Linked DNA regions of Mus musculus: region 1 is linked to region 2. Evidence: chromatin contacts called from ENCODE Hi-C or POLR2A ChIA-PET data. All regions are on one chromosome and are shown on one strand. The core of a region is the stretch at or near the end of the contact, and the rest is flanking DNA. Distances in the headings are between cores, read along the strand shown.

Region 1 (5,614 bases), core at 2,757-5,256, 230 kb after region 2:
GAACCGTTATAGAACAAAGCCACTCTGCTTAGTCTCTCGTGCATGGTCATTTGCTCCCCCCCCCCACCTCCGTTGTTCACACAGCCAGGCAGCCTAATATGAAGCCAGGTAAGGCCTCCATCTTGGACTTCCAGTCTCTGGAACCTAGCTAAATAAAACCTTCAATTTTGCAAAGTGCCCAGCCTCGCACAAATTGTTTTAGCAGCAGAAAGTGAACTGATACAGTCTATATTGGCTGGGGTGTGGTCCCCCGAGTCCTAAGCCCCAGCCCCTTAACAACACTTACTGCCCTCAGAGCCACCATCTGTGTCTCTCTTAATCTCCTTGGTGTGTGACCAAAACAAAGCAAACACAGGTGACATGTGGTTCAGACACAAGACTCATATGGGCTAATCAAGGAGGCCCCAGCATCCAGCCACAGTAGGGGCTTTACCTCCTGATGGGTCCTGGTCTTGCTTTAGTTAAGGCTCCCCACCCCAACTCTTTCATTTGCTTTTCCTGGACCAGTCTCACATGTGGCTTCCTGGTCCCTCTCATAATTAGCCTTAGATGGTGACAGAAGCATGAGCTATGAGGTCTTGAGCCATGGCTTTCCCTAAGACAGACAACGCCACCGTGATAGACCTACACTGGAGTCCTCAGCTCTAGTGTTTATCTCTCATGGAAAATCAGAGTACTGCCCAGATGGCTGGACCCATCTTGCCCCGGCCAGTCATATTCGCACGTCCTTCTAGAAGGTTCTATAACAAAAACTCTGTGTGTTTCCACAGGAGCCTTCTGATGGAGCGTGACGCCTTGAAACCCAACTCACCCCTGACGGAGCGGCTGATCCGAAGGGCGGCCGCTGTCCATCTTATGCAGTAGAAACCGCCAGGTCCTTAGCCTACAGCTCAACACTGACCTCCTGGCGTGAGGTTGACTGCCTGGTTGGGTTAGGGTACGGTTAGGAAACAGCTGGGTTTGTTTATCAGAGGTTAAAGTTCAGTCCTGAGCAGAATTCTCCAAATCAGTAGTTTGGTCAAAGTAGGGAACCCAAGTTAATTTTGAGTGATGTTCAGAATTCCTCTCAGGGCCAACATGCGTTTTTTAAGCCTCCAGAACCAAAGCAGTGGCTATCATTTTCAGGTGCCTTGAACATTGTATTTTCTTGTTCTGAAGTCGGCAGGCAGCGAAGAGATGTGGCCAGGTCAGCTGGGAGGTCTAGAAGTCTATGTGTGTGCACATGCGCACGCACTCGTACACACACACACTGCACTAGTGAATCCTTTCCATTTAGTTTTCCTTATATTCTGCACAGGTCCTGCTGTCCCATTTCCCTGGGGAGGATTCCAGAGAGCTGCCTGGGGTCCCAGTGAGCAGGGGCATTTCCTTTCTGGGGGGAGGGTATCCTGTCTCGTTGGCTTTGGTTGTCAGCCCCAGACAACTGCACCTGCCACCGTCCCCAGAGACGAGGGGAAGAATGCCTTCTGCCTCCCTGGGGGACTTGGTGGTGCCAACTGGAGCTTCTCTTTAGACTTCACTTGGGAGTAAATCTTGAGGGATGTGGCTTCCTTGGCTAGCTCCGATTCTGCTCCTGAGAGTGGGTGTGAGACCCTCAGCTGTCTTAGTCGGGGTTCTATTGCTGTGAAGAGACGCCATGACCAAGGCAACTCTTACAAAGGAAAACCTTTATTTGGGGCTGGCTGACAGTTTCAGAGGTTCCGTCCATTATCATCATGGTGGGAAGCGTGGCGGCATCCAGGCAGGCATGGTGCAGGAGGAGCTGAGAGTTCTGCATCTTGAGCTACAGGCATCCAAAAGGAGACCATCTTCTTGCAGCCAGCAGGAGGGTCCCTTCTGCACTGGGTGGAGCTAGGCCCTCAAAGTCTGCCCCCACAGTGACACTCTTCCTCCAACAAGTACACACCTCCTAATACTTGTCACTCCCTAGGAGGCAGAGGCAGGCGGATTTCTGAGTTCAAGGCCAGCCTGGTCTACAAAGTGAGTTCCAGGACAGTCAGGGCTATACAGAGAAATCCTGTCTCGAAAAAACCAAAAAAAAAAAAAAAAACCAAAAAACAAACAAACAAACAAACAAAAAAAAAAAACAAAAACCAACTTGTCGCTCCCTATGAGCCAAGTGTTGAGTCCATGGGGACCAAACCTATTCAAACCACTACACCAGCTTAGGGCTGCTCTGCTGTGGCAAATAACCAGATAAGTGACATAGCCATCACGAGGTTTAAGCCCATCTCCTGCTTCTGTGACAGGGACATCCCTCCTGGAAGTTGATGCAGTTCCTACTTAAGTAGGGACTGATGGGCAGGTGGGAGTGGGGAGTGGGTTGGAGGTCTCCAAACCAGATCTTTGCTTAGCCTGCTCAGAGTCCCTGCAGTCTGCTGAGGACTGGACAGGTTTTGGGCATTCATTAAAACAATTGGTCCCGTTGACTACCCTCTCCTATGGGAACCTCTGAGCAGCTCCCAAGTGCCAGGTTTGGGTTGCGTCCTAGGGAGATGGGCTTCTCTAATCTTAGCTGGATGAGGCAGCAAGTCAAGAAATTGTGTAATCGCCATAGGATTTGAAGAGGTACTGTCTCCATATCAGGGAGCCTGGGGACAGGTGCCAAGGGGGAACCTCCTCATTAGTCCTCATTATGTATATGATTCCAAATAATACATGATTCAGCCAGAAGCGGAGTCTTGCTCTCTGTCTCTTTCAGAAAGCCTTCCACCCTGCCTGTGGGCTGGTGACAGTGCCTTCTCTTTGCCCCATAGCCCTTGGCACTTGCCCTTGCTATTGAACCACTTTGTGCTGTGATCTCTGGTATTCAATGGCTTCCATTGAATGCCTTGTCTGTAAAAGCTGGTATGTGTAGGCTTTCATGAAAGAAGGCATGCATCTGCCAGGGACAGGCGACTGATCTTAAAGGGAAATGTGTATGCGTCTGGAGAGATGGCTCCATGGCTGAGCACTTGCCGTTCTTCCAGATGACCAGAGATCAGTACCTAGCGCCCACGTAGAGCCTGTAAATCTAGCCTCAAGGGACCTGACACTCTCTTCTGGCCTCTGTAGGCACTTGCATACCTGTACATACGCACACGTCGGCAAAAAAAATAAAATAAAAATATTTTTAAAGCCAAGAGAAAATGTAAATAGCAGTGAGTTACTATGGGTATGCTTTCCTGAACATCTACTATGACCTGATATGATACAAAGAGAAGTGTTGGTGAACTTTACTGCCCAGTGGATAGCCCCAGGGATGCAGGGATTTCATGCACAGGAGCTAAAGGCTTGGACCACAGATGTGACTGCCACCGTGGTCTTGCGCCCCCCCCTCCCGCCCCCGGTGTGAATCAGAAAAGCCTGGCCCTTAAAATTCCAGATACACAGAACCGGTCACCATCCCCAGCCGGTGGGAACCTTGGGTCCGACGAAGCCAGCTTGCCTACTAGTGAGCCAGACCTGGCCGATGTGTAGAGACGACATCCAGACTTGATGGCCTTCTTGATGGCTATCCAGGCCAACCCTGGACTTCCTTGAACCAACAGACCTTGAAGCCAGTTTCCTGCTCATTGCTATCCAAAGGCATCTAACATATTGGCAGCAAAGAAGTGCTAAGACCGGCTCTGTCACTCTTCTGCATTTGAGGGAAAAGGGAGGGCCTGCACACCAGAGTACAGGAGAGAGGCCTTAGGCTGCAGAGAGTACCCGGACGCATGAGAAATACTGGAGATACCAGGACAAGCACCGGAGAGAGTCGGGACAAATTCCTTCCTAGCTGCCTGACCATCTCCTATGCCCCACCATCACCGCCTCGGTCCCTTTTGCTAGCACAGCCACAGGCGGAACGCTTAAATCCTTTCTGTGTCTCCGGAGGAGGAGAGTCATGGGAACTTCCGGTGGGAGTTTCCTGCGCCCAGCGGAGCCAATCCGTGGCTTGGAGTCTTGGGCATTGGTCTTGTACATCAGCACTCTGACTACATTTCCCAGGCTGCACCGAGAGCGTCTCCTGTTTAAACAGGCCAATCGGCGGCCGGCGGAGCCGGGCGCCGCGTTTAAACCGGTGCCGGAGACCCAGCTGGATTTTATGCCTTCCCGGTCAGAGGCGAGGGGTAAGGAGTGGTCGTAGCGCTGGTCCCGGAGAGTGGGGAACCGGGTCCCGAGCCGCAGAGATCCGGGGAGGACGGGCTGCGGTGCCAGCTCTGCAGCTCAGAGCCGGAAATCCGTTACCCCGCCTCGGGGCGCACAGTCTGGGAAACCGGGAGCAAGTTGGGGCTTGCCTCTGACTTGCCTAATTCTCCCGTCCCCTTGCTTCCTGCAGCGAACTCTGTGGAAGGAGGAGACGGCCGCGACGTGCCTTCGGCCAACCAGTGGAGAGAGAGGTGAAGATGGATGCTGGTAGTAAAAAAGAAGGTAAGTCCTTTCTGTTCGTAAGGCTGTTCTGGAGTGTATTCCTTTTCACCCCAAACAAAATAGAGAGGGCTACAACAGATCAAAGAAACGAAGTCTGGATTGATAAGCAAATAAATTTAACTGAAGTTACTTACAAGGACATTAGCAATTCATAGCTCCACCACCAAAGAAGCCCCTACAACATCCCCACCCACTTTTTAAAACCACTTATGTAATCTTAAGAGGGGCCTCCCCCCACTTCCAGAAGGGCTTTAAGTGGGGGTCTTAATCTTGTGAGGGTCTCCTGTGGTTAATCACAGTTGCTGTGCTATCAAAATGGCAACAGCTTTCTCTTGCACTGAGCGCAGAGTCCCTCACTCCACCCATTCCCCTGTGGTTCATTCTTTTCTCCTCCACTGACTTACTTTGTTTGCTTTTCCTTTCTTGCTTGTTTTTTTGAGCCCTCACTTTGTAACCCGGAACTCACTCTGTAGTCCAGGCTGGCCTTGAATTCATCGAGAGCCACCTTCGGAAGCCTTCTGAGTGCTGGCAAATTCTTTGAAAAGCAAGACTTGCTACGTGGTGGCTGCACACGCCTTTAATGCCCCAACTGCAGAGGCAGGCAGATCTCTTGAGTTTTATTTCAAGGCTAGCCTAGCCTGGTCGACAGAGTGAGTTCCAGAACAGTTAGTTCTCTTTGTAAACCTACACAGTGAAACCCTGTCTAAAAGAGGGGAGGAGGAATCTTTACGATGACTTGGTTTGTGTGTGTGTGTGTGTGTGTGTGTGTGTGTATGTGTATGTGTGTGTTTGGGGGTGGTAACCAAGGTGTGCAAGCACCTGAGGGTCCCAGGGCTTGAACTCAGGTCATCAGATGTGGTGGGAAGTAACTTTGCTCCCCTGAGTCTTAGAGGGTTGATGTGGGTTTACAATTATTTTCTCCCTTTTAGGGCTGAGCACTGGGCCTTTGCACCCTATCAGGTTATGTATCCTCTTTGACACCTTAGGAGACTGCTTAACACAGTGATGCCCATTATAAGAAGCACCTCTAATGACCTAGGCTGGCAGCCCAGTCCAGTAATTTATGAGCATAAACATAAAGGTTTAGAATGCAACTTAACCAGGCTGTAACGTGCATCCTTAATGAAGCCTATGACCTTCCTCCACCTTAGGATTTTGTCCTGAATTATGTAGGTTCCCTCCGGTGAAGCAGACCTTTAAGTACTACTGGGAAGTGGCT
Region 2 (5,277 bases), core at 1,878-4,377:
ACATGGTGTATAGTCACAGTGGCTATATGGGCACAGTGCCACGAACAGAGGCGGCCTTGACAATGGCGGCCTCTCCAACTTGTAGCTCTGTTTGTTATTTTATCAGAATTGTCAGCAATAAATGTATTGGTGTTTAGAGAAGAAAATGTCTCTCTCTCTCTCTCTCTCTCTCTCTCTCTCTCTCTCTGTGTGTGTGTGTGTGTGTGTGTGTGTGTGTGTGTTGGTGGTGGTTCAAACAGAAAAGATCAAGTTCAGATAAAGATCACCAGTGATTTGCTGCTTTTCCAAACCAGGCTTGCTTTCCTGCTTGGAGATTAGTACAGAGAAGCCTGAATGACGCCATCCGCAGCCACCTGGAGGGGCACCTCAATGGGCCTGAGATTTATGAACTGGGATTAGCATCTGAGAAAAAGACCCTATCCCTCCCCCATGGTTTAGCATGTAATCTAGTACTATGAAGGCAGAAAGAGGAGGATTCCTTGGGCTTGCTGGTCAGCCAGTCTGATCCAAAAGTTGAGCTCCAGTTCAATGAGAGACTCTGTCTCAAAAAATAAGGTGGGAAAAAATAATAAGGCAGAGAATAATTGAAGAAATCACTCGAAGTCTGACTCTGTCCTCCATGTATACATAAACACATACACACACTCCAAAAAGTCTTCCCACCCCAAAAATGCCTTTAGGGGGTGTTAACATAGTTGTAAGGGTATTATTGAGGAGGCTGGCTAAAGGGCTCAGGAGGTAAAGGTGCTTGCCCCACACGTTCGCCAGCTTGAATTTGATCCCTGGAACCCACATAAAAAGTCTGATTTACGTCAGGCATGTATCTAATTTCAGCACTTCGGCGAGATGGGAGTCAGAAACGGGAGAATCAGCTGCAAGCACAAGGGTCAGCTTGCCTGTACTGCGCAGCAGAAATGAGCTGCCCTCCCTCAAGGAGGTGGAAGGAGACACTCCTAAAAATCGTCCTCAGACTTCCTCATGAATATTAATAAGCTTTTTTTTTTTTTTTTTAATGTACTGTTTCCACAGCATTAGGCATCCACTCCTTGCTATGCAGCCATCAGCATCCATTTCCACACCTTCTCATCCTAAACTGAAACTCATCTGGTCACTAAGAACTTTACACTTCCTCTGGCCTCAGAGCCTAGAAACGCCATTCTCCTGTCTATGGGCTCGCCTGAGGATCTGTTGAATGGGCCTCATGATTGGATACTTTGTGTCTAGCTTTCTTCACCTAGCCCTGTTTTCAGGGTTCAATTCTGTTGTAGCTGATTGGAGAACTTGATTCCTTTCTAAGCCTGCTGATGCCCCTTTGTTTGTGTTTATGCTATCAGCTTCACCCACTGACCCATCCATGACCCTTTGGGAGCTGTTTCTAGAATTTCTACCTTTCCTCTCCTTGGAGCAGGAGTGCACAGCAGACTGACAGCATTCCTGCTTTCAAGTCCTTGGTTACATACTGACAAGAGAAATTGCTGGGCCTTGTGGTAGCTCTGGCTTTTCCATAAAGGTTTCTGTAGCAACTACGTCATTTTGCATTCCTACCAGCAATGTGAAAAGGTTCCAGATTCTCCACATACTTGCCAACACTTTTTCCATTTTTCCATTTTTGTGCTTTTTTTTTTTTTCTGTACTTGCAACCTTAGTGTGAAGTGTTTTGTGAATTTGGTTTTTTTTTTTTCCCCTCTGTTGATTGGCCACAATGAGTATCTTGTTGGCTGTATGGGTCTTAGCTACTTAGTCTTTAAAAACATTTAAGTCCTTTGCCTATAATTAAATTAGGGATTTCATTGTTGAGTTTTAGTTCTTTATGTAATCTGGACACTAGGTATCTATTTTTTGGCTACAAGTGATTTATCACTTGTTGAAACATTGTTACCTTTTAAATGTAGAAAACTCAAAAGAGGGCCGAGCTTGGTGGCTCAAGCCTTTAATCCCAGCACTCCGGAGGCAGAGGCAGGCAGATTTCTGAGTTCGAGGCCAGCCTGGTCTACAAAGTGAGTTCCAGGACAGTCAGGGCTATATAGAGAAACCCTGTCTCGAAAAAACAAACAACAAAAACAAACAAAAAACAATAACAAAAACAAAAGAGAGAAAGAAAGAAAGAAAGGAAAACTCAAAAGAGATGGAAACAAGACGGCCTATGAGAGTTAAATAACAAAGGGGTTTCCCATCTAGGGCTGTGTGGGGCCACAAATAGGGCTATGGTCAGACCCTCACAGCAACACCAGCCACAAAAAGACAAAGGGCAAGGTAGTACTGTATAGTATTGTCCCTATTTCTGTTTCAAATATACATAGAATTATAAAAATAGAAACGTCAAAATGTTAACACTAGTGATCTTAAATAATCAGAGTGTTTATTTGTTTTTGTTGTTGTTTTTTGTGTTGTTGTTGTTGGTGTTTTTGAGATATAGCCCTGACTGTCCTGGAACTTGCTCTGTAGTCCAGGCTGGTCTCAAGAGCAGAGATTCACCTGCCTCTACCTCCCAAGTGCTGGGATTAAAGGAGTGTGCCACTACCTGGCATATTGATCAGGTTTTTAAAAATTCTTGTCAACTTTCTAAATTTTCTCCAGTAACGTATGATTTTTGAGTTGGAAAATTATAAAGTTTTTGTTTGTTTGTTTGTTTGATACTAGAATGGAAGCCAAGGTCTCCTGTCTGCTAGGAAAGGACTCTACCAACTGAGGTACACCCTTAGATCAAGAACTGGGTATTTTTAAGGTATTCTCAAGTGTTACTGCAATTTTGCAAGACTCTTTACATCACGTACACAGCCTCAAAAAAGGAAAAATCTCACGAGGAGCTTGAGGGTTACCCGTTTTCTTCCTCCTTGCCAAGATTTACAAACTCCAAGGGCAGGAAAGCTTTCAGAACAGAAAAGTCTGACTAAAACGAAAATCTGATTCAAGTGAAATGCAGCCCTAAGGTTCACAGTGACAGGCTGAGAGCCCGCCCTGAGTCTGCGCAAACTCATTTAGGCCGCGCGCAGAGGCTCCGCCTCCCGCCTGCCCGCACTAAGGTTGGGCGTGCCCGGCGCCAGGTCCCGCCCACATACCTAGGCCCCGCCCCACACGCAGGCCTCGCCCCGGAGCCGCAGCCTGCTAGGCCGTAAATTTGCATTCAGAGCTGGCCGACCCAGGGCCCGCCCACTCTGTGCTTCACTCCGCCCGCACCGCCCGCGACCCCGGAAGTCGGAGATGGTGGCCCAGTGGCTCCACCTCCAGCTGGGCAAGGCTCCGCCTCTAGACAGGGCCCCGCCTCTCAGCTGCGAACCGCGGCCTCCAAGTATGCCGCACCCTGGACTTCATTTCCGGCGCAGGCTACTTAGAAGTCACGCCCCCAGACTCGAGAGGCCCCGCCCTACGTCTACCGCGAGTCTGCTTCCGGGGTGGAGCGTGAGAGTTGTGTGTTATTTTAAGGGCTGTGGGCGCCGTGGGCGCACTTCTGCCTTTTCTGCTCCCTCTGTACCCCCTCAAGGTGTGAGCGTGGAGCTTTCTAGGTCCCTAGAGGGGGCAGGCCACGGCACCGTCTTGGCGGCGGAGTCCTGGCACCGGGAACCCGAGGCCCCTCCTACTTTAGACTGTAGCCTCCCTCTGTACCAGGAGCGACGTGGCCCTGCCGGGTGCTCAGCCCTATCCAAGAAATGCAGAGCCCAGGCTAGCCCCGCAGTGTGAACGCCCCTTTTGGAGGTCTGCAGGCCCAGAGACGAGAGCGCCTATTTGTTGACAGCCACTTTTCAGGAAGGCCCGCACATGCTTCTGATGTGCTGTCGCAGGGCTCCTAGCCACTGTGGCCAGCACTGTCCCTCCACAGAGAGACAAGTCCTTCCACACCCTGGTTCTGATTCTCTGGTTTAATCTGTTCTGCTCAGCTGGAGCACATAGTTCCTTTCCGTGGTCACCTCTCGTCGCCAGCACTGCCCCGTTCATCATTCTTTATTCCTAGCCAGAAGACTTTAAGCATCCTGGAGGTGCCTGATGTCCCCACCCCAACTTGTTCACCGAGACCATCAAATAAAGGTTCTTTAACCTTTAATAATGGCTCATACAGAGGACCCACTGTGGCTTAAAACATCATGGGGTTGCTTAATCTACTAAATGTCCTGGCTTATCAACTCAGCACACTGGAGCATGTGGTTTCCCCTGGTGATGGCCAGCGTTGAGAAAGGGTGCTTATATCGCATTATCACCAGCATGGAAGAGATCAAACTCAAAATCCCAAGTAGTGTTTCTGCTGATGCCTGTCGCTTCTGCACCATTACAAGATCAACCCCCAAATGAAACATTGTAGATTGTGCATCATTTGTGCGCTGTCTTTCTTTGTACCGGAGTCAGGAGTGGGTTGCAGAAGATGGTCTCTATGATGCCTTTGAAGAACATGGAAAAGTAGGTGATTTCCAAGCATCTGGTTTGTTGGACCAAGCCTGCCAAGCCACTCTCAGGGACAGAATGTGTATGAAAGAGACCACCCAGTGTTCTCATATATAATTTTGAAGAAACCAGCCTTGTGCACTGAGAGTGCCTCTCTCTTCTGCACCTACTGCTCTCCTTGGGATAGCCTAAGGTATCTTATTGGTTCCATAGTGTCTTTCCAGGTCTTATGTGGTGGCTGTTGGCAGCAGTGGGTACCTAGCCCTGGGCTTGAGGTTCTACCTCATTTGTTTGCAATAGTCCAGATTTTCTAGACTGAAATGTGCCTCAGAGAGGCAGCCTTACAGTGCTTTGGTTTTTTGGTTTTTTTTTTTTTTCTTTCTCCATATTAGAAGACAAAGCTTGGGAACTGGATGGGCACCTCTATAAAAAGAAAACACATGGTTTCCAAGAGAATGGCCTCTCTGGTTTTTGTTTTGTTTTGTTTTGTTTTTTTCCCACCAATTGTGGACAGAGGCACACTTCAGCCCAATAATTTCAAGTGAGTCGAGGAATCTCAACTCAGAGACCAGTGCCCCCCTTTTTATGGGAAAAAAAAAGAATAAATGTGTCTTGGGTGTGGTCCAAGGAATAAGGACTCTTGGAGCTGAACAGGACTTAGTAGGAGGGTCTAGACTACTTTTGTGCTCAGAAAATCATTCTGGGTTCCACCTAAGCCAGTATAGGGTGAGTATTTACTCCTCAGGGCATGCTAGCCACAATGCAGAGAGGCCTCGCTGATTCAAAAGAGGCTTTCAGCTCCAAACCTCTAAAGAACTAAGGTTTCCCGGGAGTTCAGACTACTCTGAGGCCTCAGGCAAGCCCTTCATCTCCTTCTTTCCCTCACTCTCTTCCTCCGTCCCT

The links. A loop is a pair of places that touch in the nucleus more often than their neighbours do. ChIA-PET counts read pairs that join two places held with the same protein, here RNA polymerase II (POLR2A).
Region 1: a loop to region 2 is called in a map of v-Abl transformed pro-B cells, with 2.8 times the contacts of the local background. The contact joins the promoter of Gtse1 here to the promoter of D130051D11Rik in region 2. A Hi-C loop is called at or near these places in 2 of 37 maps with a recorded cell type or tissue (T-helper 17 cell and v-Abl transformed pro-B cells). POLR2A ChIA-PET finds 5 or more read pairs at or near these places in 2 of 5 experiments (Patski and embryonic stem cell).

The regions. Positions count from the first base shown.
Region 1 is chr15:85,855,701-85,861,314 of GRCm38, forward strand. It overlaps Gtse1 (G two S phase expressed protein 1), which reads left to right and starts at 4,007. Exons shown (of 12, transcript NM_001168672.1): 1 at 4,007-4,094; 2 at 4,304-4,395. The coding sequence starts at 4,371. Ttc38 (tetratricopeptide repeat domain 38) reads left to right here. Exons shown (of 14, transcript NM_001033337.4): 14 at 771-3,122. The coding sequence ends at 864.
Region 2 is chr15:85,631,469-85,636,745 of GRCm38, forward strand. It overlaps D130051D11Rik (a long non-coding RNA gene), which reads left to right and starts at 3,128. Exons shown (of 2, transcript XR_003951642.1): 1 at 3,128-4,567.